Linked DNA regions of Homo sapiens: region 2 is linked to region 1. Evidence: chromatin contacts called from ENCODE Hi-C or POLR2A ChIA-PET data. All regions are on one chromosome and are shown on one strand. The core of a region is the stretch at or near the end of the contact, and the rest is flanking DNA. Distances in the headings are between cores, read along the strand shown. Region 1 overlaps SESTD1 (SEC14 and spectrin domain containing 1). Region 2 overlaps CCDC141 (coiled-coil domain containing 141).

Region 1 (4,836 bases), core at 1,743-4,242:
GCTACTACCAAGGCATAATTACTTAACATGCTTCGAGGCTGTAGATTCCAAGTATCTTAAAAGAAGGAACTATAAACATTGCACTGAAAACTTGCTTTAAAGCTTTACCTGACCTGTCAGTTTGTAGACAAACAACTGATAATAAGCTTTGAATGGTGCTAATAAGAGTAGGAATTCTCTCTATTAAAAAGAAAAAAAAAAGTTGCCCTTCCTCCACAGGTGATTTAGTAAATTTAGACAGTAGTTAAACTCTTGTTAGTAGACAGTGGTGTCCTCAAAATTTTACTTTGTAATTCTTCAGAATTGATTATTTTTATTGTGTCAATACAGAGAAAGCCTTTCAGATCTTTGATATATCATAGTCATTAAAAGACCTTTTCCTATTTGTATTGATAATGTATTAAAAGTTGTTTGTGCTTAATAAAAGACTTCTTTAAACATCTTATTTAATTTAGTAGTTACATCCTATTTCCAAACATGAGTGCCTTATTTAAAAGGGCATTCTTAGGACTGTGAGGATGGTTTAATATTTGTTTTTTCATGGTGGTTGCATGTATTTTAGACAGGAAATACATATGTAAGCATGTGTATATAATAAATAAGCATGTTTTATCATGAAAAATTATTGTGAACAATTTAGATCTTTAAGAACTTATTAATAATGGAATACTATTTCTAATTTTTCTCTTTTTCAACTTGAAAAATATTCTCAAAATTATTAACTACCCTGAAGATACTTTGTCTTTAGGGGAGGAGGGCTGAGGAAGAAGGCATACATAATTACTTCAGTGTAATCCTTTATATCAGAGTAATCTTTCAGGAACTAAAATAGCAATTGTTAATAAAATTTAGTTTCTCATTATAGTCTAAAAGCAAAATAAATTCTGAAGTAGTCCAATAACAGAACTGTATGACCCCTTTAGAAATAAAATTTATCATGAAATGCTAGTTCTTTTAAGTTTGTATTAAGTTTAAATGGTAAAATGCATATAATTTAAATTTTATGTATTTTTATTTCAGAACATTTTTTAAAATATTAAAAATTATTTTTTAGTCTTGTAGTCATTACAAAATTATAAACGAGTTGTATACTGGTTCCTTTTTGAGGTCTACAAACATGCTCGTGTATCTTCCAATGCAAAAAAAAAACCCCTCCCTTTTAACCTGCTAGTTTTTCCAGCCTTCTTCACTGACTGACAGACTTCTTGGAGAAATCCACATCCAGTGCCCCTACATCCTCATCACTCACTACTCAGCACCTTGCAGTCTGGTTTTACACAGCACTCTACTGAAACTGTTCTTTTGAAAGTCAGCAATGGCCTCCCAGTTACCAAACTGAATGGTTTTTTTCTCCGTCTGAATCCCTTACCCTTTTCTCTGCAACATTTACACCATTGAGCAACCTTTCCTAGACAGTGTCTCCTTCCTTGAAGATGCTATCCTCTGAAATAACTGTGAGTACAGTCGCATAACCCTAATTTAAGATGTGCCTGCTGAACATGTGCTCTCTCAGATCCTGTCCTCAGAATGCTTTTGGCTCTTTTCTCGGTATCTCATCCTTAGAGTTTTTATTTTATACCAATGTTCTGGATTACATACCTGGTCCAGAAATCTAGACTTGTACTTCTTTTTAATTGCCTAGTTGACATTTCAACCTTGATTAAAGATTGACAATATTTATCACCTTTTCCTCCTGGAACAATTTAGGTTAATGGTGCAGCCTTTTTTCCTAGTCAAACATGCCAGGAAGTTCAGGGCAAAGTTCAACTGCTCCCTCTTGTCTTATGTGGTCACTGCTTCTGAGAACATCCAGGAAGTTCTTTCTATACTTGAATCATCTTCTCAGTCCTTTGGGGCTTTACTGCTATGAGTATGAACTTTTGTGATTATTTATTTCAGTCTTCATGATGGTGCTATCACATTCTACAGTTGTTTATGTCTGTACCCAGTAAGCTCTTTTGAGGGAAGGAATCTTGTCTTCTCCTATTCCCAGTCTTGCTCATGCATAACAGATGCCCATTCCTCCTAAATATGAATGCTGTATTATAGGCATTAGTAATAATCCCTGTTACATTGCAGTCTGAAGTATGTTTTAAACATACTTTTTTAAAGTTAGAACTGACTTACAAGTGAATCTATTCTTAGATTCTTAGATACTAACTACTTTAGATATTTAGTTATACTCAATAACTAAATATCAATACTCAATATCTGTTTCTTCTGAATTTCAGAGTAGTTAGAATGTTTTTCTTAAGACTTTGCTAGAAAGGAACTGGTTTGTTAGTAATTCTGCCATCAACTCATGGAGTTATAATTGCCAAATGAGTTAATTTTTATATACCTTAAGCTATCTTGCCTACAAAAAGTAAAATAAGGCAGGATTCATAAATGTTACTTGTAAATTGAGTGTTTCACATGAGGCCAAGTATGATTTTAACATAATGAATATCATTGCTCCTCATCTGTAAATTTGCTGCTGCTTTCATATGTGTATCTGTACATAGAGTTATGAATGAAAATCCAGTAATGCCCTAAAGCAACTTTCTTCCATAGGGTCAAAGCTCACTTAAGGTAAACGTGTGAAAAAAGTGACTGCAGTGTGTTTGAAACCACAAGCTGTTTCTATGTCATAAATTAACATCAGCTTGCAAGTCTCTGAAAGAACCACTCATTTGTAATTGGTATATATGTCACAACCTCCCACATTCCTTTAGCCCATCTCAGGGAATTATTGAAACGCTGGCAGGGTTAGTTTCATTTTGTTTTGGTTTTTTTGGGTTTTTTTGTTTGTTTGAGGATTTTTTTTTTCTTTTATCATTTGTTTGCTCCTGTGTAAGCTTAATATATAATGGCAGTTTGGCATCTGTTCTTCGCACATGTCTAACCCAGCAGAGTTATGCAAAAATGATGACTTCATTTTAGGTCAAATTGGCTTTGTTCCCAGTCCTCATTGTTGGTCACTTTGTTCAGTTCTGGTGACTCATTGGTGATGTTGATGAAACTGCTCAGCCTGCCAGCTGGGATATTGATGGCAGGTCTAGGCTTCATTGTTAGGTAGAAGATTGAATACTTCTCACTTTATACAAATTTACATTGGCTATTGCTCCCATGTGTTAGCTAGTCTTAACATGTTTGTTATTTCGTTATCTTATTAGCTGACATACGGAGTGGTATTATTAGTGTCGTACTCCTTAGCGTGAGCATGACAATTAAGTTACCTTACTAACAGTGATGAGTAAACCATACTCTGATCTAAACCCATTGTTACCAATGATGTGATTATGAAGTTAGCTGAATCTATGGTCTACATTTGAAGAAATAGTTCAGAATTCTCTACTACATTGTAAGTTACTTGCTAATAGAGATTGGGCATTATTATGTACTACTCCCCTTCTCACATCCTACCCAAAGTACACAAGGCCGTAGTAAAATACTGTTGCTACTAAAAACTAAACATACTGTGGTTGCTAATGTCCTTTACATCTTCAGCCTATAGGGAATGGTACAGGCAGAAACAAGCACCATTAAGTATATTATCATCAGTAGTGAGATCTGTATGATTAGGATATCTTTGCTTAAGCCCCCAAAGGAAAAATTCTCTAGCATTAAAAACATGGCTGGAACATAGCTAAGCAGTTAACCTAATTAGTAGACTTATTGTTAACGTTCAGTCCTAAAAATGAAAAGCTTCAGTTGGGAGTAGAAAATATACTATGCTGGTATATAGAGCAACAAATACCCTGATGAGATAAAATGAAGTAGAAACTTACCATTTGACATTATTTGACTTTCATACATGCTACTGAAAAGTCTAGGTTTAGCTAAGAAGCATAAATAATGGCAGTACTTGTAGAGGAAAGAACATACCAGCTAAAACAAGAACTGTAATGAATATAATGGAAAGTGTTTGGAGCTTGAATACTTGGCTTCAAAAATCTGGCTTTGCCATTTACTGTTAAAAAAATATCTGAGAATTTATCTCAGGCTGTAAAACAGAGAAGTCATACCAATTTCAAGAATAAAATATGATATAAAGAATTGTTGAAGCCAAAATATCCAGAAATAAACAGAATGGAAGGTATCATTGCTATAATTATCTTTTCAGAATAAAAAATAGAGTATTCTTTATCCTTTCTGTTGTCTCACATGACAAGCATGGGATGGTGAGGAAATGGCATATTGCCTATGTTCGCCGCCCCACCCCCTTAGTTCCACCACCCCTTCACCGTCACCCCCAGTTCACTAGTGTATCAGAATGCATCTTCAGAATTACACACTGAAGATACAAAAGGTCCAGTTGGTAAGCTCATCAGTAAATAACAAGGCTTTGAAATCTGACAAATTAGCTATTTTTGTAGGAAGATAATAGAACAGCAAGATGGAAGACAAGTGATGAGTATCATCTGTTTTGAGGTTGACAAGGTGTGACATAACCCTGTTAATAGACACAAGTAAAAGAAAATCATACTAGGATTGGATATTAGTGAGCGAGCACCGACCAGTAGAAACAACAACAGCATAAATCTGTTATTTAAGTATCCCAATAATGAGGTTAAAAAAAAAAAAAAAACAGAACAAAGCATGAAAAGACCACAATTAGTGCTGGCTATGCTTAGAGAGGAGCAGTCTCTTGGTAAACTCAGGCAGTGATGATGAACAGAAAATGGCCGACTGATACTGTAATAGAGGCATAGAACTAAGGACACTCCGTGAGCTGGCATAAATACAGGGGAGTCTTTAAGACTGAAAAAAGTTCATGGGTATGACACTTAATATGACTCAACATTACTGCAGAATTTTAAAGCAAACATGAAAGCTTGAGAATAAACACTAGTC
Region 2 (4,970 bases), core at 368-2,867, 240 kb after region 1:
GAACTGTGCCTCTGCGCAGGGATTTCGGACTTGCTTGGATGTCAGAACCATCTTCGGCTTTGGTTGTGATAAAGAATTTGCCTCGTAAAATAGTTATATACAACAAAAAGCTGTATCTCTTGGGAAAGAAAAGCTATTATATGAATTATTAATTTAACAGGCAAAAGAGAACGAGATATTAGATGTGAAAAATGAAGTGTACCTCATGAAGAACACCATGGAAAACCAGAAAGCAGAACGGGAAGAACTTAGCCTCCTTCGGCTGGCATGGCAGCTTAAAGCCACGGAAAGCAAGCCTGGAAAACAGCAGTGGGCGGCATTCAAAGAGCAACTTAAAAAGGTGAGGCAAGGAACAATGGGATGTGAAAAGGAATGAAATTCCGACACAGGCTAACATGAGCGAACCTTGAAAACACTAGCTAAGTGAAATAAGCCAAACACAAAAGGATAAATATCGTGTGATTCCACTTATAAATGAGGTCCCTGTAGTCAAACTCATGGAGGCAGAAAGCAGAATGTAGGTTACCAGGGACTGGGAGAGAGAGGGAGGGAATGGGGAGCTGTTAAATGGGTACAGAGTTTCTGTTTGGGATGATAAACAAGTTCTGGAGGTGGTTGGTGGTGATGTTGATTGCACATTGATGTGAATGTATTAAATATCATGCCTCTGAACTGTACACCCCAAAATGGTAAACATGGTAACTTTTGTTATGTGTATTTTACCACAATAAAACCAAAAAAGGCAGCAGAAACCAAGGGCCTTACTTCTTGGTGGTTTAGAACCCTGAGCTCATGCCACATCCTGAGTGTTTTCATGGGGTTTGAAAAATTTGATCACACTCTGCGTCATACCTAGAATGATCAAATTTGCTGGAGATGTCAAAGAAAATGCATGTGTAACTGTCCAATATTTATTTCAGACTTCTCACAACTTAAAACTTCTTCAGGAAGCACTTATGCCTGTGTCTGCACTTGACCTCGGAGGGAGCCTCCAGTTCATTTTAGATCTACGACAAAAATGGAATGACATGAAGCCTCAGTTCCAGGTGAAGAAATATATTGCTGGATTTGGGTGAATGGAAAAAATACTTAAAACTGTTTGGTTGCAGTTTACCTGATTAATTGTAACAGGCTGGTGAATTTCTATTTTTTTAAACAAAAGTATTGCTTGTCTAAAAATCCACTGTAGAGACATTTTTCTTACTTTTTTCCTGCATTCTTTTGAATTTGATGATATACCAGCATTAGGGCTATACAATGTCCTAAATAGATTTTTATATTAGATTTTTAAAATTCACATGGCTAATTAAACTAGTAATATATTTATCCTATATTTTCACTCTAATTCTTTTCCTTGGGAGTGCAGAGGTGTTTTAAATTGAGACATCTCAGAACAAGGATGGGCAACCTCGGACCCAGAGGCTCTGCTGCCCTGGGTCCCTGAGGTGACCACTGTTATGTCACTGTCCTCACCCACCAGCACCCCAGGCACGTACCATCACCCCAGGAATTTTGCTGTGCCCTCCACTCCACCTTTCAGGATATGAGCAATAAAACCATGAGTCATGTTCCTGACCCTGACTGCTTAACACAGTCCCTATTTCCCCACCTCCTGCCTCTCCAAAATGTGACACAACCGCCAAAAATTGCCACCTGCTAGTCACATTATACTTCTGCCTGGATTCTTATGCTTTGCTGCAAAATTTAGATACCTGTGTTTCTAGCTGTCACTGCTTCATAAATGTGGGCTTCAAAGAATCCCAGAATCAGAATATTGAAGATTCCTTTAGGGAATATCTAATTGTAGGTTCCTTTAAGACAAAAACCGATGTAAGTATAACCACCGCACCTGCTACACAGAAACACACCCACCATTGTAATCCACAGCAAACTCTTATAAAACTCTCAGCAAATGTGACTGGCCTATATTAGGCTCTTTAATACACCCTGCGTTATCTGCTTATATGCATTTTGTTTGTGTGCACGTTTGCATGTACGTGTAAGTTCCTCTAAATCAGGACCATTGTCACACCTCTTTAGCCCTGTCACTGTGATGCACATATATTTAATGCCCAAATGCTTGAACTTGAAGACCCTTTTTAGGTCACTCTTCTGAAAATTATCTCCTTAGTCTAAATCATTTCCATTACTTTTACCTTTCATACAAAAGATCTACACTTGAAATTATAGTAGCATTCTCTATCTTTCTCTCACTGTCTTTTTTTTTTTTTTTTTTTTTTTGAGACAGAGTCTTACTCTGTTGCCCAGGCTGGAGTGCAGTAGCACAATTTTATCTTGCTGCAGCCTCCGCCTCCCAGGTTCAAGTGATTCTCGTGTCTCAGCCTCTGGGGTAGCTGGGATTACAGGTGTGTGCCACCACGCCCAGCTAATTTTTGTATTTTTGGTAGAGACAGGGTTCTGCCATGTTGGCCAGGCTGGTCTTGAACTCCTGCCTTCAGGTGGTCCACCCTCCTTGGCCTCCCAAAGTGCTGGGATTACAGGCGTGAGCCACCATGCCCAGCCTATAGTAGCATTCTCTTTAAAGTATGCCCCTTTTGCAAATTCTATTCCAGAATCTGGATTATCTGAGCAATGCTGGGTGAAAGGCAAGGCAGTTTATCCCTCCCTACATGTGATGGCTATTTGTGGATCATGGGATGACCGCTTTTGAAGCAGTCTATCTACTATGCTGTTCAGCTGGTGGTTCATTCTGATCATTCTTTTATCACAGAGCACAAGTTATTCCCCTGATATATTTTTACACCCATCTTCTCATGGTGTTTTTACCATACCACCTGATTCTAGTCTGTATTAAATATCAGAGATAATCATGGGGCTGCATAAAATATCTAAAATACATTTACTTAACAGATGAATAGAATATTTGGTATGCCATAGAAATGTATGACTTTGTTTTTCCACCTAGCTTTGAAACCTTTGTTGCATTGCTCATGCTATTTTTTTTTGTAAATTTCTCAGGTGAGTATAGAAAAACATATCTCTATCATCCAGCACAATGCCCAAATATTTTGGAGGGTGGGGGCATTCATAATAAGTATTTGTTAACAAATGAAAGAGTGATTCATTGTTTAGACCTTTATATTGTCAGTTGTAAAGTAAAAAAGTTCTTTAATAGCAAGATTTTTTTATTGCTTTCAATGTTTTAGCAATTGAATGATGAGGTTCAGTACATTATGAAAGAATCAGAGGAGTTAACTGGCAGAGGAGCCCCTGTAAAAGAAAAGTCTCAACAACTGAAGGACCTTATTCACTTCCATCAAAAACAGAAAGAGAGAATCCAGGATTACGAGGATATCCTGTACAAGGTGGTCCAGTTCCATCAAGTCAAGGAAGAGGTAAGGCTTAGAAGGGATGTCTGAAAAATCCTGAGTTTTAAACTATGCAATTAAAAATGAATTATTATATAATAAATAAAGGCCAAATTGTGTCTTCTAGTATCAGAAGTTTACACAATCTGGCCCCTATCTTTTCTCTCACTATGTTCCTATTCTTCCTTTTGTTCCAGCCAAACTGAGCTCTTTGTCCCTCAGAGATGATGCACACATCCCTAACTCCAACCCTTGACTCTCAGGCTGCCATTATTTGACAAGTCTGTCTTTCTCCTCCCTCTTATCTAAATCCTATACCTCCTTCCAACAATCCTACCTCACTTGGAATGATTTCTCTCTCTTCAAAAATCCTACAGCTCATTGTGTATTCCACATATCTTGCATTTTACTATCTTGATTCTTAATTACTTTTTGATAAGCATAGCTTCCCGCCCACCCCCTCTCCCCCGCCCCAATTCAATTCTAGGCTCTTTGAGGGCGAAAACCAAGTTAGATTTTTTTTTTTTTTTTTTTTGCACTTCAAGTACCTGACATCATGGAGTGCTATTTGTTGGTGGCATTTTTACAAAAACTTCATAGTTATGGTCTCTATTAACATAAGATGGAGGAATATTCGTTAATATCCCTTTAAAATAGCCTCTAAATTTACTCAGAGCACAGACCTAGATCTTGCTAAGGTTTTGGGTCATGACCAAAAAGACTGTTTCCTTCTTTAATGGAACTGACAACGTTAGCAGTTCAATTTTACCACCATTGGATTTGCAGCATTCTAACATTTATTTGGCTAATGCCAACAGTTTAAAGATGGGCTTGGCAGCATTTCGACCAGCTAGCAAAATGTGCTATAGAAATTAGGCTTAAAAAAAAATTTGTCTTCATATAAAACCCAGGTTAATTGTTAATGCCCTAAATTGTAGCTGGGACGTCTCATCAAATCAAGAGAGCTGGAGTTTGTAGAGCAGCCGAAGGAACTGGGTGATGCCCATGATGTGCAGATTCACCTCCGGTGCTCTCAGGAAAAGCAAGCCCGTGTAGACCATCTCCACAGACTGGCCCTTTCCTTAGGAGTCGACATCATCTCATCAGTGCAGCGGCCTGTAAGCATCTAATAACACTATCATTTAGACTCAGTTCTAGCTGGGGCTTGGGCTAGCATATGAAAGAAACCAGGCAGATTGCTTAGTATATGTTAAATTTAAAAATAAACTAAACCATTGGGGTAGTTATTTGTGATTCATTTCTACCCTCTGACAAAAGAAAAAATTTTAAGTAGAAAATCTGAATGTAAAAGTCTTGTTGAATACCTCTATTTTCATGAAAAAAAATTTTTAAAGAGTATTTATATAGTAGATCTGTATAGTCCAGTGTGGCAGTCACTTTTTTGCCTTTGATGTGTGCCTAATGCAACTAAAAAACTAAAGTTTTAATTTTATTTAACTTGCATTAATTTAAATATAAATTTAAAAATTGATCTTCAGTATAGTTATGGGACAACTTTTAAGTATGTTGGGAGCAATTTGGGTATGGGAATCAACTTTCGAAACTGTAAATTTAAAAAATTAAAATACAGATCTAATATTTCTGATCGAAATTTAGCAACAAATGAGGAAGCTCAAAGTA

The links. Hi-C counts contacts between places; a loop is a spot of excess contacts on that map. ChIA-PET counts read pairs that join two places held with the same protein, here RNA polymerase II (POLR2A). Pooled maps may share reads with other maps.
Region 2: a loop to region 1 is called in a pooled map, with 5 times the contacts of the local background. The contact joins two enhancer-like sites. A Hi-C loop is called at or near these places in 4 of 50 pooled maps. POLR2A ChIA-PET finds 5 or more read pairs at or near these places in 2 of 52 experiments (GM12878 and activated naive CD4-positive, alpha-beta T cell).

Annotation. Positions count from the first base shown.
Region 1 is chr2:179,104,912-179,109,747 of GRCh38, reverse strand. It overlaps SESTD1 (SEC14 and spectrin domain containing 1), which reads left to right. Exons shown (of 18, transcript NM_178123.5): 18 at 1-4,836. Among named protein-coding and RNA genes, the nearest start is that of CCDC141, 57 kb to the right of the region's middle. RefSeq lists silencers at 1,740-1,940, 3,020-3,220. Within about 2 kb of position 2,992, at least 6 of the 41 ENCODE cell types and tissues checked have a DNase peak (open chromatin) inside an H3K27ac peak, as active enhancers do.
Region 2 is chr2:178,867,503-178,872,472 of GRCh38, reverse strand. CCDC141 (coiled-coil domain containing 141) reads left to right here. Exons shown (of 24, transcript NM_173648.4): 13 at 161-340; 14 at 921-1,046; 15 at 3,168-3,356; 16 at 4,268-4,447. Among named protein-coding and RNA genes, the nearest start is that of TTN, 63 kb to the right of the region's middle. RefSeq lists an enhancer at 392-1,591. Within about 2 kb of position 1,617, at least 2 of the 41 ENCODE cell types and tissues checked have a DNase peak (open chromatin) inside an H3K27ac peak, as active enhancers do.